Linked DNA regions of Mus musculus: region 2 is linked to region 1. Evidence: chromatin loops called from intact Hi-C (ENCODE). Cell type or tissue: heart. All regions are shown on one strand. Region 1 holds the start of Rimbp3 (RIMS binding protein 3). Region 2 overlaps Pi4ka (phosphatidylinositol 4-kinase alpha).

Region 1 (5,000 bases):
CTCCTGTACTTCCCCAAGTAATAAGCTGCCTTTCTTCAAGACTTTGCTGTGCCCAGCTGGTAGTGCAGTGGGACCAATGTCAGGGGACTTGAGGAATAGGTGGTTCAGAATAGGGCTTCCTGAAATCGGTTCCACTAAGTTGGAGGGGACTAGCCCTCGCTGCCCATTCACAAGCTCCCCTTCATAGAAGCCATCCTCATCCATGTCCCCAAAAACATAGACATAGTCCCCAGCTGTGAGGGGCAGCTTGCCTTGACAATGCTCACTAGGCCCTTCAAATGGATTGTAGCTAGATCTAGCCAAGAAGAGCTTGAGCTTGGGAATGATGGGAGCCTCAAGGCTCCTCATTTCCAGGGGAGTGGACATACTGTCTGGTTCTAAATCATCCACTTCACTTGCTGTGTCCATGTCCAAAGAAAGGCAAGATGGCACTGTAGCCCACATGGACTCTACCTCTGAGGAGGAATTTGACTGTGAACTGGTTTTCTTGGCTTGCGGTTTGGAGTCCAGAGACTGACTAGTTGAATTTCTGTCTGACACTTGGGGGCCAGCAGCTGGTTCCTCAACGATAACTGGATTCTCCTGCTGGGAGAGACAAGCAGGAGGCTGTATGTCCCTGGTAGGCAAAGGTAATACACGTTCTTCAGATTTTGTTTTGAACGTGGGTCTCCCGCTATCCCTGGCTTGGGACTCTGAAGCTTGGGTGGTCTCTGATGTCTCTGAGGGGTGGCCAGGCTGAAATTGCAACCCCTGCATCTCTTTCCCGGAAGTCCTAAGGTCACTTAGGGCTTTATTCTTGTAGTGCTGCAGCTGCTGCCGCCTGTCTTGCGCATATCCCTCTTGTTGCAGCAGCTGCTCAGCCAGCAGGCTAGTGGCTTCGAGTTCCTGCCTCTGCCTCGTGTGACTTTGCTGCCGGGAAACATTGCTGTTCTCATCTGCCATCTTCTTCATCCAGTTGGCCAGGGCCTGCAGCCGTGCATTCTCCTCTGACAGCCTGGCGCCTTTGTGCAGCGCGGCCTGCAGTTGTGCCTCTGTCTCCTCGTAGCGCCGCTCAGCTGCGGCTGCCTGAACGCTCAGTTCCTCGCATTCCCGCCGCTGTAAACCCAACTCGCGTTCCAGCGCCTGCACCTGGTGCCGAGTTATCTCCGAGGGTGTGCTGGGTCTGCCCGCGTCTGCCCAGGCGCCTGCTTTACTCTGATGTAGAGTCAACTGTCTTTGCAGGCGCAGCACTTCCCGCTGAGACTCACGCTGCAGCCGGTCCAAGTCACTGATGTTGCACCATTGCGCGCACGTGGCGCCCTCTTCAGGATGCGAGGAGCTGCCAAGGTCCGCGGCGATGCGCGCCTGCAGCAGGTGGCACTCCCGCCTCAATGCTTCGATCTGTAGATCCTTGGCTTGCAGCGCGCCAGCCTGTTCTGACAGGTCCTGAGCACGCTGGCAGGTAAACACTTGGCTCAGGTCCAGACCTTCGAGGCTCTCACCTGGCACTGGAGCACTCATGGCCCTCAGATTGGTCTCCTGAAGCTTGCGGGCCCTGTCTTCAAGGCGCTGAGCGAGATCGGTCAGCTCTGCGTGCTTCACCTTGAGCCATTTCACTTTCTCTCCTGCCTCCTCGGAGAAGCCTTTACGCCGCAGATGCAAGTTTTCTTCGCGCAGGTCACAACAGCGGCGAACCAGCACCTGCAATGCCTCGGCCAGCTCCGAGTTCTGCCTCACCAGTTCCTGGTAGTCCAGACCCGGAGGCGAGGAGGTCGAGGCTTCGCAGGGCTTGTTCTCGGAGCTTTCTTTCTGCAGGTCATTAGGTTTCCTATGTATTGATGGTAGCTGAGGCGGCGGCTGGGGACTGGAGGTGTCTGGAATAGACGCGCTGGTCGCAGGGGCCCTTACCTCGGATTCAGAAGCCTGGGAGCAATTCAGTGTGTTGTCCAGTGAGCAGGAATGTGCTGTTGCCAAAGATTCGAGGGAGCCGGCGCGCGTGGGCAGCAGGTCGTTTGGAGAATGAACCCGGACGCCAGTGTTCAGGCTTTCGAGGGATCCGAGTCGACGAGCAGGCTTTGGGGTGCCACCAGTGTTACTCTGGGCTTCTAGGGGCGGCTCTTCCAAGGAATGCGTGGCTTGGGGGTCCGCGGGTCCCGGTAAAGCCGGCTGCCAGCGGAAGTGCTCTAGGATGTATTTAAGGAATAGCTGGCGCTCCACGTCTAGCGCCGCCTGCAGGTGGCGGATGCGCGCGGCTTGTTCGCCGTCGGTCTCCCAGCGCAGCAGCGCCAGCACTTCCTGCAGGCGACAGCGGCATTGTGCCGCGGAGGCTTCGGATGCCCCTGAGCGGCTGCAGTAACCACGGTTCACTAGCTCCTGGGCCAGCTGACGCTGAAGCTCCCTTGCCTGGCGCAATACAACATCGCGCTCCTGGTGTAGCAACTGCTGCAGCTGCCGCATCTCTGCCTCCTTCCAGCGCAGCAGCTGCCGGATCTCGGCCTCACGCTCGCGCTGCACCTCCTCCTGCAGCTGCCGCAGCTCCCGGAGGCGTCGTGCCTCCCACTTGGAGCGCAGATGGTCAGCCAGCTGCTGCCGCTCCTGCTCAGCCGACTCCCGCAGCTGGCGCGTCTGGGTAGCGAAACGCCTCCGTTCCGACCGGCCGCGCGCGCGCTCGCCCTCCAGCTCTGCCCGTAGTTTTTCTAGCTCTCGTCTCTGCTCCTCCAGCACTGCGGCCGCTGGGCCGGGGCTGCTTGGCTTCTTGGGCGACGCGCGGCCACCACCCAAGGGGGTGGGTGAGTCCTTTGTCATTGTGGCCGCAGCCCGGCAAGAAGCCAGAGAGATAGTTTGGTATTGGTAGGCCAGTTAGCCAACGGCCTCCGCCCCCGGCCGCTGCCAACCGCCCCACGCGCCCCTTCCGGCGCCCCTAGGTGCCCTCCGCGCGCCTCTTCCGCCTTGGGGGCGATCTCCCTTATAACCTGTCGCCTCCCCACAGATTGAGTGCCTTTCGCTTCTTCCTAAACTCCTGAGACCCCTTTCAAACTAGCCTCTGAACTTCCCCGGATACCCCGGGCATATTTCGGAGCCCACACATATCTGCTTTAGGGCTTTTGTGACCTGTTCCACTTTCGCCCTGGCAGTGTGCAATCCTTTCCAGAATTAGATCCCCAGTAGGGTTCCTAGATGATCGCTGATCCTGGGCCTGAGTAAAAATGGATTCTGGTCAGATCTCACCTGGCTCTACTAGGGTTTCTGGTCGAGTTTTGAAATTAGGTAAACTTCTTACAAGATCTGCTTAAATTTGTGGTTGAGCTCTGAGCCCTAAGTGGCTATAACTCCTCTGTTCCTACGCAGGACCCAACATGCTAAGCCTTTTCTTTGTTCTTTTTCTTTTCTTTTTTCTTTTTGGTTTTGTTTTTTTGTTTTTTGTTTTTTTGTGTTTTTTTTTTGTTTTTGTTTTTGTTTTTGTTTTTTTTGAGACAGCGTTCCTCTGTGTAGCCCTAGCTGTCCTGGAACTCACTCTGTAGACCAGGCTGGCCTCAAACTCAGATATCCGCCTGACTCTGCCTCCCAAATGCTGGGATTAAAGGCCATCACTGCCCGGTGCCTTTTCTTATATCAACTGAAACTTTGTGTTGTTTGTTTGTTTGTTTGTTTGAGACGTGTGTGTGTGTGTGTGTGTGTGTGTGTGTGTGTGTGTGTGTAGAGCTGGCTGTTCTGGAATTCACTCTATAGAGCAGGCTGTCTCTGCTTCCCCAGTGCTTGGATTGCAGGAGTTGACCAACATGTCTTGCATCTGAGCCTTTTTGAATCAGCAGGTGGCAGTGACTGAGGATTGATTGCACCCACCTCAAACATGCTGGGCAAATTTTATACCACTGAGATTCATATCCTGTCTCTGTTTCTGTCTGTCTCTGTCTCTCTCTCTGTGAAGTAGTAGTAGTACTAGTAGTAGTAGAGACTGAGCCCAAGGTCTCATTTAGTAAGTAATAGGCAAGCACTTTACTATTCATTATATCTTCAGTCTTCAGCCCCTTTAAAAATGTAAGATGTTGGGGCTGGAGAGATGGCTCAGTGGTTAAGAGTACCAAATGCTCTTCCGAAGGTCCTGAGTTCAAATCCCAGCAACCATATGGTGGCTTACAACCATCTGTAACAAGATCTGATGCCCTCTTCTGGAGTGTCTGAAGACAGCTACAGTGTACTTACATGTAATAAATAAATAAATCTTTAAAAAAAAAAGTAAGATGTTAAGATGAGCAGTGGTGGTATATCCTTTTAATCCCACCATTCAGGAGGAGGAACCAAAGCCATGTTTTCTGCAAGATCAGCAAGCACCCATAACCCTTGAGCCATCTTTCCAGCTCCCCAAAACATTAAAAAAAAAATATATATATATATATAGTCTCACTCTGTAGCTCTGGATGGCTTAGAACTGATGTCTACTGGGCTATCCTAGAAGTCACAGAGACCTTGCCTGGAATAAAGGTATGCAGCACCATGCATGAATGTCTGTTTGAAGTTTCTGGTGGTGGTGGTAGTAGTGGCGATGGTGGAATTTTTTGTTTTGTGTTTGTCTTTGTTTTGGAGACAGGGTCTGGTCTTTCTATGTCCTGGCTGACTTGGAAGTTGCTATGTAGACCAGGCTGGGCTCAAACTCACAAAGATCAACTTGCCTCTGCCTCCCAAGTGGGATTAGAGGTATGTGCATGGCACTATACCCATCTCCTTTTTAAATTCATATTTGAGTTAGGATGTTGCTAATTTGTCCAGGCTGACCTTGCACTAGTGGTCTTCCTGCATCAGGCTACCAGACAGCTGGGATCACAGGTGTGCACCCTACACCTGACTCAAACCTACTCTTGTCCTCTTACCTACTGCTCACTTTTTCCTGTCTTTTGGTATTGATTTGGTAGTTTTCTACTCCAAGGAGCCTTTCTGGACTCTCCAGGCTGGGCTTAGAGTTCCCAAGATGCTCTAGCCCACAGGGTTGCCTTGATGACTCTACATACAGCTGCTTTACCTTT
Region 2 (5,000 bases), 84 kb before region 1:
CATGTGCAGGAAGAACCTGTTCACATCCTGCCAGATGAACAGACGAGCAAGAGGGGGCATCCAGACAAAGTATAGCCTCCAAATACATACCTGTAGTGACCCACTTCCTCCACCAAGGCCCCAGATACTTTGCACCAGCTTAAAATAGTACCACCATATTATGGCTCCTCAAAAGGTTAACCCGTCCATCAGGCCAGAGCCTCAGGACCCAGTCCTCTTTGGGCCCCATGGATGTACTCAAAGGTGTGCTTTATTAATCTATACATTTCTCAATTAAGTTGGTATTAACCGTCATTGCTGAGCCTAGTCACCAGTATAGGTCTACAATCGCAGCCATTAGGAGACTGATACAGGAGGATCACAAGTTAAAGGCCTGTCGAAGTTACAAAGTGAAGTTTGGACCAGTCTGGACAGCCTAGTGAGACCTTGTCTCAGTAAAGAGAACAGGGCACAGTGGTGCATGCCTTTAATCTCAGCAGTCATGAGGCAGAGGCACAAAGACCTCTTGAGTTCAAGGACAGCTAGGACTACAGAGTAAGACCCCGTCTCTAAAACAAAATTATTTTATCTATCACATTAGAAAGACTGGGTAATCTCAGTGGTAGGATTTTTTTTAACTCCCTGCATTTTCTATTTCTAGTATGTAGTAATTATTATGTTTATGATAGGAAATATTTAGTCTGCTTTAACTGTGTTTATAGATGGGGTTTCATATATCTCAGGCTAACCTCAAATTCAGATTTGCTAAAGATGTCCTTGAATTTCTGATTCTCCATTCTCCATCTGCCATGTGGTAATATGTATACAACCACAACTGGTTTTATGCAGTACTGGGGATCAGTGCTACTAGCCTGGAACACACTACCTCCTGAGCTTCACTCCTAGCCCCTCTACTTGAATTTATTGCAATTATGCTACTTTGTGTAACATGTCAGAAGCACTTTCCATTTTTATCATAAATGGCTTTTATTATCACATTTTATTTTATTTTCTTGGCCTAGAGTTCACCTTGTAGACTCAGGTTCACAGAGATCTGCCTGACTGTGCCCACTGTGTGCTGTAATTAAAGGCATGCAGAGCATGCCCACCCTATGACCCTTTGCTGCGGCCATTCTGGAGCAGGCCATAACTGAAAGGACTCCTGCAACCCTATCTCCCAACTTTCTCCCCAGTTCCTTGTCACCTGGCACACCATCGATGCTGATGCTCCAGAGCTCAGCCATGTTTTATGCTGGGCACCCACGGACCCACCTACAGGCCTCTCCTACTTCTCCAGCATGTACCCACCACACCCTCTCACTGCACAGTATGGGGTAAAAGTCCTGCGATCCTTCCCTCCGGTGAGTCTAAAGCCCTGTGAGCTAGCCTAGGGTATAGCTATCCCAGTGTGGTTAAGTGGATAGATTAAGTGGGCAGCCCAGGGCTGGAGTGAGAACTCAGGAGCACTGACTGCTCTTCCAGAGGTCCTGAGTTCAATTCCCAGCAACCACATGGTGGCTCACAAACACCTGTAGTGAGATCTGATCTGATGTCCTCTTCTGGTGTGTCTGAAGACAGCAATAGGGTACTCACATACAATAAATAAATAAATAAATAAATAAATAAATAAATAAATAAATCTATTAAAAAAAAAGTCAGCTCAACAGGCATGCATCCAACTATATAGGTCCATCTAGAGTATGCCTTTATTCTTGACTTCAGTAGTGGAAGGGGATGAATTTGGGCTATGGTGGCACACACTTTTAGTACCAACACTAGGGAGGTGATGAATTTAGTTGTAATTCATATGTTTTCTAGTTGTATGTGTTTGTTTGTTTGTTTTGGGTTTTTTTTTAACTTTAATTGGATCTTTTGGTTTTAAAAACAGTTTGAGTTTAGCCCCTGCTCTGAGAGGTAAGCAGTGTGCCCATGCCTCTTACTCCAACAACAAACTTTCAGGGATCCTGAAGATTTTATGTAGTAGCCATGGTGGAAAGTCTGTAGCAGGGAGTTTCTGTAGAATGTTCTAGATCCCTGATTGCTACAGTTTCAGCACCAGCAAGTTTGTAGTAACTTTCAGCCCCTTTACCTGGGGTAAGCTGCACTCTTCTGCATTTTTGATTTCACTGTGTGTTTCAAGCCTTAGATACTTTGTTAGCCTCTGCACTTCCCCAGTTCTCCAGCAGGGGGCAGCGTCCAGTGGGCAGGTCCAGGGTTCATGGCTGTTTTAAGTGTTGTAACCTCTGAAATCAGTCTTTCCTCCTCGACAGGATGCCATTCTGTTCTACATCCCCCAGATTGTGCAGGCCCTCAGATATGACAAGGTAAGTGTCCTCCAAGAGCTGTACACATTGCTATGGACCCTAAATTCTACCTCAGACCAGCTCTGCATTCCCTCAGGAACAGGACTGTCCAGCCAGAACTGAGCCCTTTGTTCTCCCTGCCCCATCCTGAGGCCCAGATCTGCAGAGTGGGTGGGCTCTGGTACATTTTCTAGCTGTTTCCTTCAGGTGGGCAGCTTGTTCTTCTAGAATCCCCTTTGTTGGGTCAGGTATCAACAAATGACATGACCTCCCTCAGACTGGCTGTTCTCATGAGGTTTAGGTAAGCTGATAAAGAATGTGTTCCACTCAGACTGCCTCAGGTGTACATCCTGCTGAGGTTACAGAGACGAGCTGCTCCTGTGTCTCAGCTCACTGTCTTCAGGCCCCTCTGGAGTTCAGAGACCTTGGATTCTGTGGCCCTGGAGTTCTGAGCATTCTGCTGTGGTGCTAGGAACTGAACTCCAGTCTTCTCCCAGAATGTACATGTTCTTATCTGGTGAGCCATCTCACCAAACCTAAGACATGGCCATTAAAACTAGGAGTTACTGGGAATGTGAAGTGGCTTAGTAAAATAGCAGCCTTGTGTGTGTAAGGAACATGTGTGTGTAAGGACCTGAAGTCAGTCCTTGGCATCCTCGTAGATCACCTGTAAACCTAGATCTGGGGAGCCAAAAGTAAGGTAATGTACCCACCACACCCTCTCACTCCAAGAGCTGTCCACATTGTGTACCTTGTGCCTTGAGGCTATCCAGCCAGCCAGTTTAACCAAATCAGCAAGCTCCAGGTTTGGTGAGAGACCATATCTTTTTTTCTTTTTTTTTTTTAATAGGTATTTTCTTCATTTACATTTCCAATGCTATCCCAAAAGTCCCCCATACCCTCCCCCCACTTTTTTTTTAAAGATCGATTTATTTATTTATTTATTTATTTATTTATTTATTTATTTATTATATGTGTGTACACTGTCTGTCTTCAGACACTCCAGAAGAGGGCATCAGATTTTTGTTACGGATGGTTGTGAGCCACCATGTGGTTGCTGGGATTTGAACTCAGGAAGAGCAGTCGGCGCTTTTAACCGCTGAGCCATCTCACCAACCTGACAGACCATATCTTAAACACTAAGGTGGAGAGTGACTGGGGGAGACACCAGTGTCAACCTTTCACATCCTCACACAGCCATGCACATAACAGAGAGAGAGAGAACGAGAGAGAAAAAACTGGAGCTACCAGATAATGGCAGGAGACAAATGAGATGGATAGATGTCTTTAAGATGGCAACTATCAGTGTGTGAGCTACATCCAACTCTGTAGAACTTTCTGGACCCTGTCCCTCTGGATGGTACCTTGTACAGCCTTATAAGTGAGTTTTGGGCACCTAGCCTACTTGCGTCTTGTATTTGACAGCAGTAGAAATTGAGAGCCATGGTTCTTAAATACCAAGGGAACTAACACAGGAAGCCCACGCCTATAGTGTAGACCCATGGTACCCAGCCCCTGGCTACTGGCTAGACTGAGCACTGACTCTATAGGGTACATCCACATAGTGGGAACCATACAGTCAGGCAGTGGGAGTTGCTTCTTACACTAGGTTAGGAAGAGTTTCTTCCAGGAGTGAAGATTGACTGTGGCCTTGACCTCCTACAGATGGGCTATGTGCGTGAGTACATTCTCTGGGCTGCAGCCAAATCCCAGCTTCTGGCACACCAGTTTATTTGGAACATGAAAACTAACATCTACCTTGATGAAGAAGGGCACCAGAAAGACCGTGAGTATTTTGGCCTGTCAGGCCTCTCCCCATCACCATCACCCTTAGAGGCCACACAGGGCTTCTGCTTTCCCAGAGGCCTCTGTGGTCTGTGCTACCCCAACCTGGAACACACACGGTGGAAGGAGAAAACAGACTCCTGCAAGTTGTCCTCTGGCCTTAACATGTGTGCCATTGTGTGTGTATGTACACACACACACAAATAACTAATAAAAAGTAAATTAAAGAGCCGAGCATGGTGGCACATGGGAGGCAGGGGCAGGTGAATCTTAGTGAGTTTGAGGCCAGCCTCATCTAAAAAGCAAATTCAGTCCAGCTAAAGCTACACATTGAGACCTGGTCTCAACCAACCAAACCAAACTAAAACCTTCCATATCCACCACTTATACCACCAGATTCATAAGTACCACCTGACCATCACCAGCCAGAACTACCCCTTTCATGGGAACATAATTTTGTTGCTGTGGTCCACTGTAATCACCAAAATCATTATAGTTACTATCACCACCACAGATACCTCCACCTAATGTCCTGCAACTCCAGGTCCACAGAATCCAAGGTCTCTGAACTCCAGAGGGGCCTGAAGACAGTGAGCTGAGTCACGGGAATGGCTCGTCTCTGTAACCTCCGCAGGATGTACACCTGAGGCAGCCTGAGTGGAACACATCCTTTATTGATTAAACATCATAACCTCCTCATGTAACATTTGGTTTCTGTATTCTGGTCACTACCACCATAGCCTCCTCTGCTAATATAACCAGGACACCACCACTGCTTCCTCTTCCACCAAAGTTTCCACCACAACCACAGTTCACTCCATGGCACATGGCCTGATCTACTCAACAGCTCCTCTGTGGTCCAGCAGGTTGCATCTCTTGTTTAAAAGGGGCCTTTCCTTTGCCACTGCACAACTGTGGCCATTAATAGTATAG

What was found. Peaks named below come from ENCODE experiments on the same cell type or tissue, not always from the same donor. Only the 100,000 strongest peaks of a DNase experiment are listed, where the experiment ranks them.
Region 2: a loop joins it to region 1, with 2.9 times the contacts of the local background. A loop is called at or near these places in 7 of 42 quality-filtered maps.

What each region holds. Positions count from the first base shown.
Region 1 is chr16:17,206,498-17,211,497 of GRCm38, reverse strand. Rimbp3 (RIMS binding protein 3) reads right to left here and starts at 3,363. Exons shown (of 1, transcript NM_001033338.3): 1 at 1-3,363. The coding sequence starts at 2,784. In heart, CTCF peaks have their summits at 1,300 (motif pointing left) and 2,219; DNase peaks (open chromatin) are centred at 1,317, 2,217 and 2,457; H3K4me3 peaks cover 2,689 bases; H3K27ac peaks cover 2,239 bases; H3K27me3 peaks cover 1,991 bases.
Region 2 is chr16:17,290,183-17,295,182 of GRCm38, reverse strand. It overlaps Pi4ka (phosphatidylinositol 4-kinase alpha), which reads left to right. Exons shown (of 55, transcript NM_001373955.1): 41 at 1,173-1,340; 42 at 2,250-2,303; 43 at 3,948-4,068. Among named protein-coding and RNA genes, the nearest start is that of Tmem191c, 16 kb to the right of the region's middle. In heart, a CTCF peak has its summit at 2,157 (motif pointing right); no DNase peak of the experiment used is centred here.